Linked DNA regions of Homo sapiens: regions 1 and 2 are each linked to region 3. Evidence: chromatin loops called from intact Hi-C (ENCODE). Cell type or tissue: B cell. All regions are shown on one strand. Links, peaks and the distances in the headings refer to the core of each region. The heading gives the core; the rest is flanking DNA. Region 1 holds the start of CCDC146-AS1 (CCDC146 antisense RNA 1). Region 2 overlaps GSAP (gamma-secretase activating protein). Region 3 overlaps CCDC146 (coiled-coil domain containing 146).

What was found. A loop is a pair of places that touch in the nucleus more often than their neighbours do. Peaks named below come from ENCODE experiments on the same cell type or tissue, not always from the same donor. Only the 100,000 strongest peaks of a DNase experiment are listed, where the experiment ranks them.
Region 1: it touches region 3 in a loop (5-fold over the local background); 16 of 110 quality-filtered maps call a loop at or near these places.
Region 2: a loop joins it to region 3, with 9 times the contacts of the local background. A loop is called at or near these places in 8 of 110 quality-filtered maps.

Annotation. Positions count from the first base shown.
Region 1 is chr7:77,244,256-77,250,810 of GRCh38, reverse strand. The region is part of intron 4 of CCDC146 (coiled-coil domain containing 146); the gene reads right to left. CCDC146-AS1 (CCDC146 antisense RNA 1) reads left to right here and starts at 2,103. Exons shown (of 2, transcript XR_007060387.1): 1 at 2,103-5,485. RefSeq lists a silencer at 3,456-3,505. In B cell, for the core only: CTCF peaks have their summits at 3,181 and 3,394 (motif pointing right); a DNase peak (open chromatin) is centred at 3,420.
Region 2 is chr7:77,329,222-77,335,776 of GRCh38, reverse strand. GSAP (gamma-secretase activating protein) reads left to right here. Exons shown (of 31, transcript NM_017439.4): 20 at 5,410-5,538; 21 at 6,386-6,444. Among named protein-coding and RNA genes, the nearest start is that of CCDC146-AS1, 84 kb to the right of the region's middle. In B cell, for the core only: a CTCF peak has its summit at 3,728 (motif pointing right); DNase peaks (open chromatin) are centred at 3,716 and 5,096; H3K4me3 peaks cover 294 bases; H3K27ac peaks cover 811 bases.
Region 3 is chr7:77,190,140-77,196,694 of GRCh38, reverse strand. All of the region lies in intron 2 of CCDC146 (coiled-coil domain containing 146), which reads right to left. It overlaps FGL2 (fibrinogen like 2), which reads left to right. Exons shown (of 2, transcript NM_006682.3): 2 at 1-3,326. The coding sequence ends at 416. Among named protein-coding and RNA genes, the nearest start is that of FGL2, 6.4 kb to the left of the region's middle. In B cell, for the core only: no CTCF peak of the experiment used is centred there; a DNase peak (open chromatin) is centred at 3,524; H3K4me3 peaks cover 855 bases; H3K27ac peaks cover 2,038 bases.

The DNA.
Region 1 (6,555 bases), core at 1,107-6,106, 54 kb before region 3:
ATATCCAAGAACTCTGGGACAACTACAAAAGGCATAAATACTCATAAGAGGAATACCAGGAGAAGAAAGAAAGGAACACGAGAAATTCCTGAAGCAATAATGTCTGAGAATTTCCTTCAAATTAATGCAGGAAAATAAACTACAGATCGAGGAAGCTCAAAGAACACTTAGACATATCATATGTAAATTACAGAAAGTCAAAGATAATGAAAATTCCTGAGAGAAGTTACAGGAAAAACACACTTACCTATGGAGGAACAAAGAATTACATCCGATTTCTCCTCAGAAGCCATACATGCAAGAAGAGAGTAGAGTGAAATATTTAAAGTGTTGAGAGAAAAAACCACCAAACTAAAGCTCTGTACCTTGTGAAATTATTCTCCAAAGTAAAGGAGAAATAAAGCCTTTCTCAGATAAAAATTGAGGACATTTGTTTGTCAATAGACCTGCTTTGCAAGAAATGTTAAAGGAAGCTCTTTAGAGGGAAGGAAAATTATATAGGTCAGAAACTCAGTTCTACACAAATGAAGAGCATTAGCTATGGAATCAGTGAAGGTAAAAGAAAAGCTTTTGTCTTATTCTTGAGATACTCGATAACACTGTTCAAATTTATAACAGCAGCAATGTATTCAATTACATATGCATATATATTTATGTATGCCCATGTGTAAGTGAAATGAATGACAGCAATGATACAAGGGATAGGAAGGAGGAATAGGACTATTTTGTTACTTAAAAAGTACTTGAAGTGGTATAGTGTTATTTGAAAATGGTCTTAAATTAGTTGTAAATGTATATTGCAAACTCCATGGCAACCACTTAAAGTAAAAAAAGATGTACAACTGATATACTAAGAAAGGAGAGAAAATGGAATTATATTAAATGCTTAGTTAAAACCACAAAAGGCATAAAAAGAGAGAACAAAAACAGGAATGAAGAACAAGCACAACAAATAGAGAACAGTGAAAATATGGCAGAAGATATTAACCCAACTACAACAGTAATCATTTTAAATGTCAGTTAAAAGATTGTCACAATGGATCCAAAAAGAAAAACAAACAAACAAAAACAAGACTCAAATTATATGCTGTGTTTGCCAATAATCCAGTTTAAATATAAAGACACATATATATTAAAAGTAAATGGATAGAGAAAGATATGCCATGCTAACATTAAAAAAAGATGAGTCACTAAATTAATTTCAGACAGAACGAACTTCAGAGCAAGAAAAAGTTATCAGAGACAAAGAGGGGCATTATATAATGATAAAAGAGTCAATCCTCTGAGAAGACCTAATGAATTCTTTTTTTTTTTTTTTTTTTTTGAGACAGAGTCTCAATCTGTCGCCAGGCTGGAGTGCAGTGGTGCGATCTCGGCTCACTGCAACCTCCGCCTCCTGGGTTCAAGAGAATCTCCTGCCTCAGCCTCCCGAGTAGCTGGGACTACAGGTGTGCACCACCACGCCCAGCTAATTTTTGTATTTTTAGTAGAGACAGGGTTTCACCATGTTGGCCAGGATGGTCTTGATCTCGACTTCGTGATCTGACTGCCTCAGCCTTTCAAAGTGCTGGGATTACAGGTGACAGCCACAGCGCCCGGCCAGTGGATTCTTAATATATTTGCACCTAACAACAGAACATCAAAATACATGAGGCAAAACTGATAGAAGTGCAAGGAGAAGTAGATGAATCCACTCTCACAGCTGGAGACTTCAACATCCCTCTATCAAAAGTGCACAGATCCAGAAGTCAGAAGATCAGTTAAGGACATAGTCAAACTCAATAATCCCATCAATCAATTGGATATACTTGGCATCTATAGAAAGAAATGTCAGTTTTTCTAAAAGCCAGTCATCATTGTAAATTGAGATTAACAAACAAAAGAAATAAAAACATTAGAAAGTACAGACAGTGAATGGGAACATATGGTTTTGTTCACTTATTCATGAGAAAATACAAAAAAAGTTTATATTTTTATTTTAACTAATAAGATGAGAGGACACGATGCTAGAATGACATTTTGGAAATTGCTTCAAATAGCTTGAATGTTCTAAACAAAATGAGTTCGATATAATTGCGTGTTTCTTCCAATAACCGTATTTTGAACTGTTTTATTGACCAGATTTCCTGAAGAAATCTAGAGAAATATTTTTCATTTTTCTTGCTATTCTTTATTTAATGACTAACTATTAAGTGCCAAAGAAGTCATATGATTTCCCGATATGGAAAGATTTTAAAGTTTGTATTGATCACACTTGGAAAATCATATGAAATAAATGAATACACAGACAATTATGTCCACTGGTTATAACAAATAACCAGATCCCACTAGTCCATAGATCTAGGAACATGAGCTAAAAGCACATGCACACCAGGTTTTCTCATTTGTATACATTTAAGGGATACAAGTGCAGTTTTGTTACATGGATATATTGCAGTGTGGTGACGTCAGGGCTTTTGGTACAACCATCACTCAAATTATATACATGTATACCCATTAAGTCATTTCTCATCCTTCACCCTCCTTCTGTCCTCCCACCCTTCTAAGTCTCCAGTATCTACTAGTCCACACTCTACGTCCACGTGTACACATTACTTAGCTCCCACTTATGAGAACATGTGGTATTTGGCTTTCTGTTTGTGAGTTTTTTTCACTTAAGATAACGGCCTTCAGTTCCATCCATATTACTGCAAAATACATGATTTCATTTTATGACTGAATAGTATTCCATTGTATATATATGTCACATTTTCTTTATCCAATCTCTTGACAGACACTTAGGTTGATGCCTTATCTTTGCTATTGTGAATAGTGTTGCAATAAACATATGAGCGCAGGTATCTTTTGGATATGATTTCTTTTTCTTGGGTATATAGCCAATAGTAGGATTGCCAGATGGATTAGTAGTTCTATTTTTAGTTCTTTGAGAAATATCCATGCTGTTTTCCATAGAGCTTGTACCAATCACATTCCTAGCAACAATGTATAAGTGTTCCCTTTACTCAGCACTCCGCCAACATCTTATTTTTTATCTTTTTAATAATAGCTATTCTGACTGGTATAAAATGATATATCATTGTGGTTTTAATTTGCATTTCTCTGATTAGTGATGAACTTTTTTCATTTGATTCTTAGCCATTTGTCTGCTTTTGAAAAATGTCTATTTATGTCCTTTGCCTACTTTTTAATGGGATTATGTTATTTTTGACATTTTATTTGCAATAATGTAGATGAATTTTGTAATACATGTGTCACATTGAATTTAATATAGATTAGTTGTCTAGACCACAAATTGAAGCTGAGTTTAGATCTTTAAATAGTTATGCCTTTGCTTTTAGAGCTTGCATATACATTAGTGGTATTTTACTTCCCAGGTATTGATCCTACACCTCGGGCATGCTGCCACCAGGGGGTAGTAGTGTGCTACTATCTTTCGGTTGTAAAGGCAACCTGAGTATTTCTGAGTTTCAAAATGGTGACAGCAAGCTCTTTCACAAGATGTGACTTATGGTCTTTCCTTTAAGTATATTTTTATGTTTAAACAAACATAAAATGACTAATTCTTTAGGACATTTAAAACTTACATTTCTATGATACATTTTTCTTTTTTTATTAGGAAATACTGACTTATTTCCTCTAAAAGGAATGTATTTTTCTATTTTTAAAGATTATAATCCTACTCCATCACACATGGTTGATCATTTTTATTTTCCCTGTTATCTTTTAATAAACTTATTTTAAATGTATATGTGTGGTTGAATCCATTTTTACCTAACATTTAATTAAAATATTTTCCTAAGTTGCTAAACAGACTTTATAATAATAGCTATTTACAAGGTTTTCTACTGGGTAGATATACCATAATAAAATAATCTTAAGTATTATTTATCATATACTGAACATACTGTGTGCCAGGTGCTTTAAATTTATCATATCTAAAATTCACAACCTTGCTAAGTAGGAATTGTGATTTTTGTTGTACAAATGAAGAAACTGAGGAGTTAAGCAACTTTTCCAAAGTCACACAGTCAAAGCTAAACTGACACACAAATACCGCTCTGACTACAGAGGTTCAGTAACAAGGTATTTCTGGAATGCATTATTTAAATATTCCACATTTTTTGAGAATTCAGATTGCTTCCAATTTTTCACTTTCATAAATATCAATATCTTTATGCATTATATCTTTTTCTCTCCTTTTGGGTTATCACTTTTGCATGGGATTACTGGGGCAAAAACATGTTTCTGTTTCTATGCCTCCTGGTATGTATTAACTCCTAACCTTTCAAACTTGCATTAAAACTTAAATCTGACATTTTTCAGCTTTCCTGACTAAGGGGTGCTTCAACATCAAAGCTCCTTAGGATTTACTTCCTTTCTAAAGCAACGTCAAAAGGCTTTTGGTTTTAAGGATCTATGGGTGAAGAGATAATGCAGGAAGCCCGATATGCTGACATGTGTGAGAGGCATCATTCACCACAGAAGTAGAAACAGCATGGATGGGTGAAAGTTGCAAGAAGGTAGGTTTATAAACAAATCCAACAACCATTTAAGTGTAGGAGCATTTCCAAAGTTGGCGTGAGCCTCTGTGGGAGGCTGAGAGCTTCCTGTCACTGGAAGTGTTTATGCATAGACTGAATGATCACTGAGAGGAGACTCTGGTGACTGACCAGTCAGGGCTGAGAACCACCTTTGGAACCCACGGTCCTCTAACTATAATGTGAGTCAGAGTCACATAAGCAAATGTCACTTTGGGTGGGGGCGGTGGGCTGGGGCAAAAATCATAATCATTACTTTTTGGATGGGATCTTCCTTTCAAACAAGTGTCTCAGGTGCTTCTTTTTGAGTAATGAGAAACACATTCAGAGAAACCTGTTCTAACTAAGTTAGTTCTTTTAAGATATTTGTTGCCACAGAAGAGCAAACTTTTTTTTTTTTTTAAGTTAAGGTAAAATCTGTTCTAGCTATGAGTTTTTCCTTGTGACTACTCCTGAGTACCTACATGCCTCTTCTGTCACATTCTAATTTTCTGGAATTCCAGATGTGTTGCTAAGATCATTCCTCCTTTCCTTTGTTACCAGATCTGTTGTTTCTTGGTTCCAACTTTGCTATCAGCACTGGACCAAGAATGGAAAACAACTAATAAACCCTGAATGTGCAACAAGGACCACAGGAACCAGCCACGGGAGAGTAGACAGTCACCAAGGTCAGGGTCACGTCAGGACAGCCCTGCACGTGTGCGGCCTGAGTGTTCCCACTCTCCGGGTTCACAGTGCAACAGACAGTGCCAGCTCACCACAGCCTTGTTTCCCCCAACTGACCAAGACTGGTCAGAATGTGTCAGATTTTGCATGAAAGACGCAACGTATTTGCTGTAAAATTTTAGGAATTACTAGAAAACAGGGAAGCCCCAAAAGGTAACACAATCAAGGCAAGGCAAAGGTTGAAGAGAGTACTGAAAAATCTTTTCAAACTGTTTAGAGAGGTAAGTACTCCTGTTTTGTTTCAAAAAGTAAGCTCAACTGTATTTAATTACTTTATTATGGATTTACAATGTATTAATTTAACTTTAAATAGATTACATATTATTTCCTGAACTGCATACTTATCAAGTCATAAATATTAATCCAGAAACAGAAACTACTGCAACATAGATTTAATTACTAACCAACCAACCAACCAGATAATTAGATTTATTAACATTAAAAGATTTATGTTATGTGAACATACACAAAAAAATTGACAAAATTACACAGTAAAATCCTTTCTCTAGAGTATTTGAAAAATAAGTTGTTCTTAGTAGTTGCCAATGATTCAGAAGTTCCTGAAGATATTGGGGTGGAGGAGTGCTAGTTATTTGGGCTTCTATTATCTAGAAACTCAATAAGAGTTTGTTGTGCTGGTCTGACAAATATCATCTGTATATGTGGATGAATAGTTTTCTCTCATTAGCTTCATCTCTTTATTTTTATGTGGGGATGGAAATATCTACTTTTTCCAGGGGAAGGAGGTCAGTGGGAGGGTGTGGAGGGAATTGGTTTCTGTGTCATGTGCAGTCATGTGCTGCTTAACAATGGGAATATATTCTGAGAGACGCGTCGTTAGGCAACTTCATCATTGTGTGAACATCACGGAGTGCACTTACACAAACCTATGTGGTGTAGCCTACTACACATCTAGGCTATGTGGTAAAGCCTACTGCACCTAGGCTATAGACCTGCATAGCAGGTTACCGGACTGAGTACTGTAGGCAATTGTAACACAATAAGTGTTTGTGTATCTAAACAAAGAATACACACAGTAAAAATATGGCATAAAAGATAAAAAATGGTACACCTGTCTAGGGCACTTACCATGAACGGAGGTTGCAGGACTGGAAGTTGCTCAGGGTGAGTCAGTGGGTGAGTGAGTGAGTGGTGAGTGAATGTGAAGACCTAGGACATTACTTACACTACTGTAGACCTTATAAACACTGTACACTTAGGCTACATTTATAAAAAATATTTTTCTTTGATAATAAATTTACTGTAACTTTTTTACTTTACAAAATTTACT
Region 2 (6,555 bases), core at 659-5,658, 140 kb before region 3:
GGCTGCCTTCTCTGTAAGAAGATGCTGCTTAATCAGCAGAAGTAGGACCAAAGCCAGAGTGCCTTTTAGAAATGAAAGGCAGATTTTTTTTCTGGCAGTAATTTGCAGATGAGCCAGTACCACAGAGCTTTTTTTTTTGTTTGTTTTTGGATCAATTGGCAATCCAAATCATAAATGGGAAACAATTCCTTAATGTAACCCACTGGTTCTTTTGTTCAGTGAATAGTTGTGATGGGCTGTGTTTGGCAATTATTTCAGGTCATCCTAAGAGAAAAAACTCCCCTTTATGTAGGAAAATGCTTCCAGGTCATTCCTTGAGGATGTGATTGCTTCTAACATTGTCTCTAATTCAGGGGTATTTTTCTTTGCCGTGCTTTTTATGAAACAGTCTCATTCTGTCATCCAGGCTGGAATGCAGTGGCATGTTCTTGGCTTACTGCAACCTCTGCCTCCCCAGGTTCAAGTGATCCATCTCAGCCTTCCAAGTAGCTGGGCCTACAGGCACACACCACCATGCCGGGCTAATTTTTTGCATTTTTAATAGAGCCGGGTTTTCACCATGTTGCCCAGGCTGGTCTCGAACTTCTGAGCTCAAGTGATCCACGCATCTTGGCCTCCCAAAGTGCTGGGATTGCAGGTGTGAGCCACTGCATCTGGCATGGGTATGTTTCTTTTTTTCTTTTTTTTTTTAATTGAGACGGAGTCTTGCTCTGTCGCCCAGGCTGGAGTGCAGTGGCGCGATCTCAGCTCACTGCAAGCTCTGCCTCCCGGGTTCATGCCATTCTCCTGCCTCAGCCTCCAGAGTAGCTGGGATTACAGGCGCCCGCCACCACACCCGGCTAATTTTTGTATTTTTAGTAGAGACGGGGTTTCACTGTGTTAGCCAGGAAGGTCTCGATCTCCTGACCTTGTGATCCACCCGCCTCGGTCTCCCAAAGTGCTGGGATTACAGGCGTGAGCCACCATGCCTGGCCGGGTATGTTTCTTATACAGCATTTTTGTGTTTTATTTTTAAAGCTTTATTAGCTCTTTTCGAGTTGCCGGTGATGGGCTTCCTGGGCAGTTGTGGCTTTCATTTTGTGGTGCTGTTGTTCCTGATGAGTACAGTATTTGCTTTGTTGGATAACTGCTAGCTGATTGACAGTGATTTCCTGTGCTCCCAGGTTCATCTTTTTTTTTTTTTTTTTTTTTTTTTTAAATTTTAAGTTCCAGGATACATGGGCAGGACATGCAGGTTTGTTACATAGGTAAACGCATGCCATGGTGGTTTGCTGCACCTCTCAACCCATCACCTAGGTATTAAGCCCAGCATGCATTAGCTATTTATTCTGATGCTCTCCTTCCCCCAACCCCCCAACAGGCCCCAGTGTGTGTTGTTCCCCTCCCTGTGTCCATGTATTCTCATTGTTCAGCTCCTACTTATAAGTGAGAACATGTGCCATTTGGTTTTCTCTTCCTTTGTTAGTTTGCTGAGGATAATGGCTCCCAGCTCCATCTGTGTCCCTGCAAAGGACATGATCTTGTTCCTTTTTGTGGCTGTATAGTATTCCACGGTGTATATGTACCACATTTTCTTGATCCAGTCAATCATTAATGGGCATTTGGATTGATTCCATGTCTTTGCTATTGTGAATAGTGCTGCAGTGAACATACACGTGCATGTAGCTTTATAATAGAAGGATTTGTATTCCTTTGGGTATACACCCAGCAATGAGATTGCTGGGTCAAATGGTATAATACTTCCAGTTCTAGGTCTTTGAGGAATCGCCATAGTGTCCTCCACAATGGTTGAACTAGTTTACATTCCCACCAACAGTGTGAAAGCATTTCTATTTCTCCACAGCCTCACCAGCATCTGTTGTTTCTTGACCAGTCTCATCCTAGAGCATAGTGGTGCGATGGTGTGTCTTGGCTCTTGGGATTGTGCAGATTCAACTCTCCCTTCCCCTCCCCTCCCCTCCATTCTGGGTTACAACATCTAAAACGTTATGTGGGAGATCCTTTATTCTCTGGGATAATGAGCATGCTGGTATCACCTTGGCATTCAGAATCCCTCAAAGATTTGGCCCTAACTACCTCTTTAACTATATCTCCTATTTTAAAACCACACAATCAGAAGTCTTTAGACAGCTGGTGATTTATATAGCCTTTAAGCCAGAGGTGTATAGACTGAGTAAAGTGTTTGAGGGTGGGGTGCCCGGGATTACTTGAACATGCTCACTGTTGTCAGTCCTGGCTGAACATTAGGATGCCTTGGGGGAACTTGTAAAACTCATAAGGCTCAGGCATACCCCAAGCCAATTAAATCTAATTGGGGATGGGACCCAGGTGGTTCCAATGGGCAGCTGAGGCTGGGAGTTGCACATGCTGGAGGCTATTGTCTTCACCATAGAGAATGAAGTACTGTTGACTCTGATGCTCTGGCTCAGATCTGAGCCCCGAATCCATCTTCTAGTCTGTGTCTTTGCTCACACCCAAAGAGTCCCACCTGGAATATCCTTTCCTTGTCCTTCACTGACTCAAATCCATTTCCCTCCCCTGTTCCATCTCTGTTTTCCAAGTTTCCAAATAGACCTTCCAATTTAGAATAATCTCTGCATTTCTTTTTTTTTGGAGACAGTCTCGCACTGTCGCCACGCTGGAGTGCAGTGGCGCCATCTTGGCTCACTGCAACCTCCGCCTCCCGGGTTCAAGTGTTTCTCCTGCCTCAGCCTCCCAAGTAGCTGGGACTACAGGTGCATGCGACCACGCCCAGCTAATTTTTGTATTTTTAGTAGAGATGGGGTTTCATCATGTTGGCCAGGATGGTCTTGATCTCTTGACCTTGTGATCCGCCTGCCTCTGCCTTCCAAAATGCTGGGAGTACAGGCATGACCTGGCCGCATTTCTTAACTGAAAAAAGTTAGATCACTTCTCTAGTGGATACCAAATAGTGAAATATATAGATTTTTCTGTATTATCTTAATATCTGTAAGATATTATAGATATATCTAATATCTATATTAGGCCAGTGACCCCCCTCCTAAAAAACATGTAAGTTCGTGTGAAAATATTTTTGGGATGTTTGGCTAACAGTATTTCTTACTTAAGTGTAAATTTTAATTTTTGTTTTATTTTAAATTCAGATCTTTTTCCTTCTAACTCTAGTCTATTTTAGGCCATGGATTTCTTTGAAAATCTGGTACAAGCTATAGACCATCTACCCAGAAGAGCGCTCATACAAACACATGCTCTATTTTACATTCAGGCAGTGGGTGCTGGAGCCCCTGGAAAGCCTGTCCACTGACATGTGGCGAGCTCTGTTTGATCTGTTTCTTCTTAGCAGACAGATGGCTATGCTAATTAGCCTGATTTGATAAATCCACAATGTATGCATGTATTGAAACACCACATTGCAACCCATAAATATATACAATTATTTGTTAATTTAAAATAAAACAAAACTATGAAAAATGTGCCTACCTCCCCAAAAGGTTATGAGGAAAGGGATTTTTTAAATGGAGTAAGAAGGAAGGTAATTTGGGAGAGATCTTTTCTTAGGAGCTGCAGTGAGTGGGGACTTCTAACAACAGGATAGCATTTGACTTGAGGGGATGGGGCCAGATGACAGTTAGAGGGCATCTGAGTTTCTCCCCTCCCATATCCTGTCCTGGGCAAGGTCTGGGTGAACTGCGTGGGTGGGACTCTTATGGCCAAGCAGGAGGAATTAATAGCTCAACTGAACACTAGATGTCACCACAACACCAATTAGTTTTCTGGCTTTTGGCACTCCTGTGCCTGAGCCCAGATTAGGACAGCAAGAAAGCTTTAGAGACTTCCAGTCAGGGACCTAATTCCATCAAACGTCTGCAGGATTTGTCTTGTCTTTTTTTTTTTTTTTTTTTCTTCTTAAATACAAAGAAGACCCAAAGGGTGGATAAGTGTACGTTCATTATAAATAAATGGAAAGGGAAAGAAAAGATGAGTGAGGTGAGTCAAGTGAGGAGTGGGATTTGATTCCTGTTTTCCCCGGGACATGAGACTTTCTTGGGAAGAGTTTTTCTGTCTCTGGGAGAAGGGATGTTGGCTGGATGGGCATTTCAGGCTTCTGAAAGAGCAAGTTTTAATATTATGTTACTTACTTTACTGATACTCCAAAACACATTTCAAACCAATTATGACTGTCTTTTGAATAAAAATGGTAATAATGTGCTATAATTTAACATGAGGGCATTTTTCTTGATTGAGGTGTTTTTGTTTGTTTGTTTTTAAGTTTTCTTATTTTTCTTGCAGTTCAGCCAAGTCTTGTCACCTTGGCAGGCAATAGTTCACTTAGTTTTATGACCACACATTACATCTCTGGCCCCAGTCAAATCATTTGTAAATGCACATATTTTGGCAAAAAGTATCCTAAGTCTACCTTTATTGGTTTAAAACCAAGTTGTGTCAGAATATCCTTCAACACTAAGAATGTATTTTTTTATTTTTATTTTTTTTGAGACGGAGTCTCGCTCTGTCACCCAGGCTGGAGTGCAGTGGCATGATCTCAGCTCACTGCTAGCTCCACTTCCTGGGTTCATGCCACTCTCCTGCCTCAGCCTCCTGAGTAGCTGGGACTACAAGCGCCCGCCACTGCACCTGGCTAATTTTTTGTATTTTTGGTAGAGACGGGGTTTCACCGTGGTCTCGATCTCCTGACTTCGTGATCCGCCCACCTCAGCCTCCCAAAGTGCTGGGATTACAGGCATGAGCCACTGCACCTGGTCAACACTAAGAACGTATTAACATTGCATTTTATTATTTAAAAATGAATATAATGGATACATTCTTGCTTCAGGGTAGTACAATTATATCAATAATTCAAAGATCTAGATAGAATGCTGACTAATTCTGTTTTGGTGTATGTGACAATGTAAAATTAGTTCATTTTATCTTTTTTTGATTCCTAGGTTTTGAAAAATGTCCTGGGCAGTAAATAAATTTAGCAGGAAAGTACGCCTACTCCATTTATCCAAATGTTAATGAACTTTCTCTTAGTGAACATGGCACTGTTGACACCACCTAAGTCATAAAAACGGGTCTCAAGGGAGGAAATGACTCAGTGTGTTTAATACAGGTTTCCCTGCTAAGCCTCAATCTGGGGAAGTCCTGTTGGTTTTGGGAAGTGAGCAGCAGTTCTCTATGTGGTTTAAAAAAACAACGACAAAAAAAAAAAAAAAAAAAAGAGACAGAAAATGAAGTGGGTAAAGAAGATTCTTTAAGTCTATTTTAGAATCCCTATTGGGTCTAGAATGCCATCTTCTGTACAAAGTATTCACTCAGAAATGTGGACCCTGAGAGCTCGGGAAATAAGGCTTGTGTAATACTCACTGGGTGGTTTGGGCCACTGGGCCTGCCTCTGAAGGCCACTGATGTTTTTGTCTCCTACAGGTGCTCAGCTTTAAGGGCTACTGGGAAAAACTGAACTCCAACCTAGAATATGTTAAGTACGCCAAGCCACACTTCCACTATAACAACAGTGTGGTCAGGAGAGAGTGGCACAACCTGATCTCTGAAGAGGTATGAGTGGGTCAGTGAGAACAAAGCCAGCAGCGAGGCATAGTGGACTGGATCCAGGTGATGCCTTTAAATCATAAGGCTGGCTTCCATGTGCAGCACTCTTCCCAATTGCCAGGGACTTGATCATTGTCATTACTGATCTCAATGGGCAGAGATGCTTCTATGATCTCTGTTCTCCTAGGGAGGAAACTGAAAAGCAGAAAGTTTAAGGGGACACACAGCACATTCATAGTAGAAGTATGATTAATATCCATGTCTCAGATGTGTTCTCAGGTTACTTATGTAGTTAAAAATTGATATTAAAAAATCTAGGTGTTCCCAACTTAGTGGTCATTAGGGGTTGGGGTAGTTGGAGGGAGAATAGTGGACGTGACTCACTGTCCAGGGGTGACCCAGGGAAATCTTTGGGGGTGATCGAAGACTTCTATGTGTTGATTGTGGTGGTACATTGTGGGACATGAATCTAAACATGATAAAATGACATAGAATGACACACACACATTGTGCCAATGTCAATTTTTGATTTTGATATTGTGCTCTAGTTAGGTAAGATATAAGCACTGAGGAGACTGGGTGGAGGGTACATTGCATCTCTCTCTAGTATCGCTGCATGTAGATTAGTGTTGTTGTGTGTAGTATATAGTTGACTCGCAGTTTCCTGTGAATCTGTAATTGTTTCAGAATAAAATATTTCTTAAAACTTTAAAAAAAATCTAGGTGTTCTGATTACCTGGAAAGTATATTTCTTCTCTCTGATGCTCTTAACTGTATTGCATTATATCCTTGACGTGAAAAGTCACCGATAAAACCTTTACCTTCCACATTTCTGACGTGTTCTCACTCCTAGAAAACAGGAAAAAGAAGGTCTGCGGCATACGTGAGGAATATTCTTGATAATGCAGTAAAGTAAGTGAAAGCAGAGGTTATCATATCTGTAAGATGGTTGACATTTACAATTACTTTGTTTTGTTGGCTACCTTTTATAGAAGTAGTTTACTTTTGTTGCATATCCCCAGC
Region 3 (6,555 bases), core at 546-5,545:
TAGATCTTGAAGACTTTAATGGTGTCGAACTATATGCCTTGTATGATCAGTTTTATGTGGCTAATGAGTTTCTCAAATATCGTTTACACGTTGGTAACTATAATGGCACAGCTGGAGATGCATTACGTTTCAACAAACATTACAACCACGATCTGAAGTTTTTCACCACTCCAGATAAAGACAATGATCGATATCCTTCTGGGAACTGTGGGCTGTACTACAGTTCAGGCTGGTGGTTTGATGCATGTCTTTCTGCAAACTTAAATGGCAAATATTATCACCAAAAATACAGAGGTGTCCGTAATGGGATTTTCTGGGGTACCTGGCCTGGTGTAAGTGAGGCACACCCTGGTGGCTACAAGTCCTCCTTCAAAGAGGCTAAGATGATGATCAGACCCAAGCACTTTAAGCCATAAATCACTCTGTTCATTCCTCCAGGTATTCGTTATCTAATAGGGCAATTAATTCCTTCAGCACTTTAGAATATGCCTTGTTTCATATTTTTCATAGCTAAAAAATGATGTCTGACGGCTAGGTTCTTATGCTACACAGCATTTGAAATAAAGCTGAAAAACAATGCATTTTAAAGGAGTCCTTTGTTGTTATGCTGTTATCCAATGAACACTTGCAAGCAATTAGCAATATTGAGAATTATACATTAGATTTACAATTCTTTTAATTTCTATTGAAACTTTTTCTATTGCTTGTATTACTTGCTGTATTTAAAAAATAATTGTTGGCTGGGTGTGGTAGCTCACGCCTGTAATCCCAGCACTTTGGAATGTCAAGGCAGGCAGATCACTTGAGGTCAGGAGTTTGAGACCAGCCTGGCCAAACATGTGAAACGCTGTCTCTATTAAAAATACAAAAATTAGCCGGGCATGGTGGTACATGCCTGTAATCCTAGCTACTTGGGAGGCTGAGGCAGGAGAATCGCTTGAACCTGAGAGGAAGAGGTTGCAGTGAGCCAAGACTGAGCCACTGCACTCCAGCATGGGTGACAGAGAAAACTCTGTCTCAAACAAAAAAATAATAAAATTTATTCAGTAGGCTGGATTCTACACAAAGTAATCTGTATTTGGGCCATGATTTAAGCACATCTGAAGGTATATCACTCTTTTCAGGCTATAATTATTTGGGTAATCTTCATTCTGAGACAAACTTAATCTATATCATTTACTTTGCAACAGAACAACCCTACAGCATTTTGGTTCCCAGACTAAGGGAACTAATATCTATATAATTAAACTTGTTCATTTATCATTCATGAAATATAAAATACTTGTCATTTAAACCGTTTAAAAATGTGGTAGCATAATGTCACCCCAAAAAGCATTCAGAAAGCAATGTAACTGTGAAGACCAGGGTTTAAAGGTAATTCATTTATAGTTTATAACTCCTTAGATGTTTGATGTTGAAAACTGCTTTAACATGAAAATTATCTTCCTCTGCTCTGTGTGAACAATAGCTTTTAATTTAAGATTGCTCACTACTGTACTAGACTACTGGTAGGTTTTTTTGGGGGGGGTGGGTAGGGATATGTGGGTAATGAAGCATTTACTTACAGGCTATCATACTCTGAGGCCAATTTTATCTCCAAAGCAATAATATCATTAAGTGATTCACTTCATAGAAGGCTAAGTTTCTCTAGGACAGATAGAAAACATGAATTTTGAAATATATAGAACAGTAGTTAAAATACTATATATTTCAACCCTGGCTGGTAGATTGCTTATTTTACTATCAGAAACTAAAAGATAGATTTTTACCCAAACAGAAGTATCTGTAATTTTTATAATTCATCAATTCTGGAATGCTATATATAATATTTAAAAGACTTTTTAAATGTGTTTAATTTCATCATCGTAAAAAGGGATCATCTCAGAGAGAACAGCAGTATTCTGCGTATTTTTAAAAATGCTCTAGAGTAACATTTGAAGTAATTCACTGTAGTGTATGCCAGTCCTAGAAATAATTTTTTTAATTTCTGGTGTCTGTTTCTAATACACTAACCAAGTTTTCAAAATATATTTACAAAGATGCATCTTTACCCATTATTTTAAAATGATTAAGGAGGATAGTTGCTTCAGGTAACAAGCTAATTTTTCAAATATTAGGCCCTTACAGAACTATTTAGTCAAAAAGTAAGATATTCCTTTAAAATATATAACCCAAAGCTTTCAGTTAAACATGATATATCACAAATACTATTAAAATGTTAAAGAGAAATGCAAATAGCATTAAATGATGACCAAAATGTAAAATATTGTAGATTTCAAAAGCTGTGTCTCTATTAGGTGGGATACCAAATGTAAATGATGTAACTGACGTTGTTTTTTACTTTTTACTTTTTAAAAAAGACTAAAAACGTTTTGATATTATACAATGTATTTGTTTCAGATAAGGTCATTGTCATTTAGTATATATAATTAATATATGTACAAGTTTAAGTAAATTCCTGTGAGTAAAAATGGACTTATCACAAAACATAGTTCTAAAGAAAGGTATATGCTCATATACACGGTGTCCATTAATTTAATGGGAACTAGGTATAACTTCAGGAGAATTTGGCAAATAATTCATTAATCCATGTAAATATTCAAAAGCTTGTTCTATCCACATTATTTCAAGGGATCACTTTATTTTTCATTATACTTTCACAGCACTTTTCTAGTAAATTCTGTAACACAGAAATTCCATTTTGGAATCATTTCATGTTACCAATAATTCTAGACTTTTATAACATTTAACATGTTGATGGAAATAGATTACATCTGCTAGAACCTTTTGCCTTAACTATTCACCAATATATGCTAATATTCATAAATATGGATTGACTGTTTACAAACATTAGAATCTTGTCTTGGTTCCATTTTGATGGCTAATATTTGTTATCTTAATTAAGACTATTTCTGAGGTCATGATTACTTGAAAATATTGACTAAAACTGGGTCCTTAGAAATTCCAGGTGGAGCTGATTTACCTATGACTGAGGGGAAAAAAAAATCAAATTTTACTGATAATAGTAATGCTCCAAATGAATTAATGACACATCTGTTCAATAAATAAAGAGCTTAAATATACAAAACATAAGAAATCTGGGCAACAAAACTTGTGGTCTTTACTTTTGAATAGCTACCCAAGAAAAGGTTTTAAAGGTAAAAGTTATGAGTAATGTCATCACAATAAGCTCTTGTTTAAAATTCTTTTCTTTTATGTATAATTAGGTTTATGTTTCATGTCTTTTTAAAACCTTATAAAAGATTTAATTATCACATCTATTCTTCAATGTGGAAATATTAAATATTGTTGGTTGTAAAATAATATTTATGTACTTACTTGTGTCTGAAAAGTTGTAAAATGCTTACCTCAGCTATACAATATCTGTGACTCTGAAGACTTTAATGAGTACTATTTCATTAACAAGAAGTCAGAGGCAAATAGAGGAACACCATTATCTTACTTCCCTCTAGAATACTGTTGAAACATTTGAAATACAAAAGTTTCAGTTTCATTTTGTGGCATTCAACTTCCTCTCCTCTTTTTCCGTTATTAGTGTTGCTGCTCTGGTTAGCCCTCTTCATCTCCTTAGGACAACACAAACGCATCTGAATAGTCTGTACCTCTGGTTTCAGTCTATTCCAGTCCAACTTTCATCCCTACCAGGGGGATTGTTCAAAAGTACAATTCTGATCATGTTATTGTCCTGCTTAAAAAACTTTCAACAACGCCTTCTTTTCTTTTTTTTTATTATTTTATTTTATTTTTTTTAGAGACGGAGTCTCACTCTGTCGCCCAGGCTGGAGTGCAATGGCGAGATCTCGGCTCACTGCAACCTCTGCCTCCTGGGTTCACGCCATTCTCCTCTCTCAGCCTCCTGAGTAGCTGGGACTACAGACGCCTGCCACCTCGCCCAGCTAATTTTTGTATTTTTAGTAGAGACGGGGTTTCACCATGTTAGCCAGGATGGTCTCGATCTCCTGACCTCGTGATCCACCCGCCTAGGCCTCGCAAAGTGCTGGGATTACAGGCATTAGCCACCGTGCCCGGCCAACAATGCCTTATTTTCTACAAGATAAAATCTGGCAAATAAGTCCCTTCATGAAATGATTTTTACCACTACTTATACTTCTGCCATACTAAACGCCTTGTTGTACACAAACAAACTACGCTTTCTAATGTTTTCATTGCCTTTAGTATACTGTTTCCTTGGTCTAGATAGAATGCCATCCTCTTTCCTCACTGGGTTTTGTCTTATCACCCATGATTAACAGCAGGAACTCAGGAGCTGGCCTTCCTGGTTTGAATTTCAGCTCCACTATTTGCAAGCTGTATGATCCTGGGCAAGTCACTTAATGTTCTTTGGTTCCTTCAATTATAAAATAGGAATAGTAATAGAATCTGCCTGATAGAGTTATTGAGAGGATTAAATCACATATATAAAGCACCTAGAACATATATATTTAAAAATCATCATTCCCAGCTGGGTGTTGGTGGCACATGCCTGTAATCCCAGCACTTTGGGAGGCCGAGGTGGGCGGATCACGTGAGACCAGCCTGGCCAACATGGTGAAACCCCATCTCTACTAAAAATACAAAAATTAGCCAGGTGTGGTGGCTCACACCTGTAGTCCCAGCTACTCAGGAAGCTGAGGCAGGAGAATTGCTTGAACCTGGCAGACAGAGGTTGCAGTGAGCAGAGATGGCGCCACTGCACTCCAGCCTGGGTGACAGAGAAAAAAAATCATCATCATCCTAAGTAGTTATTATTATTTTTTATTTTTTGAGATGGAGTCTTGCTCTGTCGCCCAGGCTGGAGTGCAGTAGCACCATCTCGGCTCACTGCACGCTCCGCCTCCTGGGTTCACACCATTCTCCTGCCTCAGCCTCCCAAGTAGCTAGGACTACAGGTGCCCGCCACCACACCCAGCTAATTTGTTTTGTATTTTTAGTAGAGACTGGGTTTCACCGTGTTAGCCAGGATGGTCTCGATCTCCTGACCTCGTGATCCGCCCACCTTGGCCTCCCAAAGTGCTGGGATTACAGGCGTGAGCCACTGCGCCAGGCCCTAAATAGTTATCTCTTATAGGCAGAGTTCTCTGATGACAGTAGGTGGGGTCCTGGCACCTCTCCTAGATCTTATGCCATCCTACATATTCCTTATTATATATTATTCAATATTGTCTAAGTTCTATCCTGAAATCAATCTGTGTGAATAGGAGTAAAGGAAATTTGAGACATGAGTATTGTTATTCAAAGTGATTAATAATATGTTGCCACAGAGAAAGAGTTGTACTCTAAAGAGGCCACAGTTATGATTGGGAAAGTAGTGGGTAGGGTCAAATCTGCGGATATGAGAGACTGTGAACATAGGTGAGAAGCAATTACAGCCAGGGAGAATATGGCAAGACAGGATCAAATACAGTAAGTCCTCACTTAACGCTGTTGATAGGTTCTCAGAAACAGCGACGTTAAAACAACATACCATGTAACAAAACCAATTTTACCATAAGCTAATTGACATAAACAAGAATGAAGTTCCTATGGCATACAATATGCTGTTTTTGCTTAAAGTTGCTGTTTCCAAGAACCTATCCATGATGTTAAGTGAGGACTTACTGTATACTATAGGACTGGGAATGTAACAGTGGCAAACTTTTAGAAGGGGTCCTAGGAACATGCCTGTGGGGACATGTCACACAGAGGCATATTGCTGTACCTGCCCAATAGTGATTGTTCCACCCTACTGAATTCCTGAAGAAAAAAGCAGGAATAATTTTGAAATTAATTTTAATATAAAATCCATGAATCCTTTAATTTTTTAAAAAGTTACAGATTAAAATAAAGACTCCTTCACAAATCACCTTCAATTTCAATCCTGTCCCTCTCCCCAGAGGTAACAAGCCGAGGTGGCCAATTCCCAACTTTAATTTCATTCTGTGCATTGCCAGATCACAATGTCTACTAAGTCATAAGCTTGCCAGGTCTCCTTTGTTGATTGACTGGAAAGAGGTGGAAATGAGAGGAAATGGGTATACTTTGAAAACATGGAGTGTCCCGAATTCCCAAACATGAGTGGGCCCCCCCTTGCTTTTTGAAGTAGTCCCTCCCCTGACATTGATGAGGATGTCCTCTTGCTGGAGGGCACTGTTGCTTTCTTTCCTGGGGGAACACTCCAAATTCTTCCTTAGGCTCCTTCATCCCACTCATCAGCATCTCCAGATTCATCATCAGGGCATGCCCCAGTATCAGTTCTAAAGTCTAATGGAAAGAGAAGGCTTTGCACAACTTTGCTAACTTATATCAGCAGAAGGCTGGAGAAGACATGTAGAGAGAGACTGAGGTTGCCTGATTAAGGAAGAAACAATTTTAGATGTGACTGAATTTACTGGTATAGGTATATTTACCAGAAATTATAGATTCAACAGGCTATCTTGAGAAGACATGTTTGAGTCTAATAGTTTGCTTGCTTAGTTAATACAAACTTACATTCAATAGCAGCTCATGGTAACTAAAGTTGAGAAGCCAGAAATGTCTTCGAACTCAGACTTATGG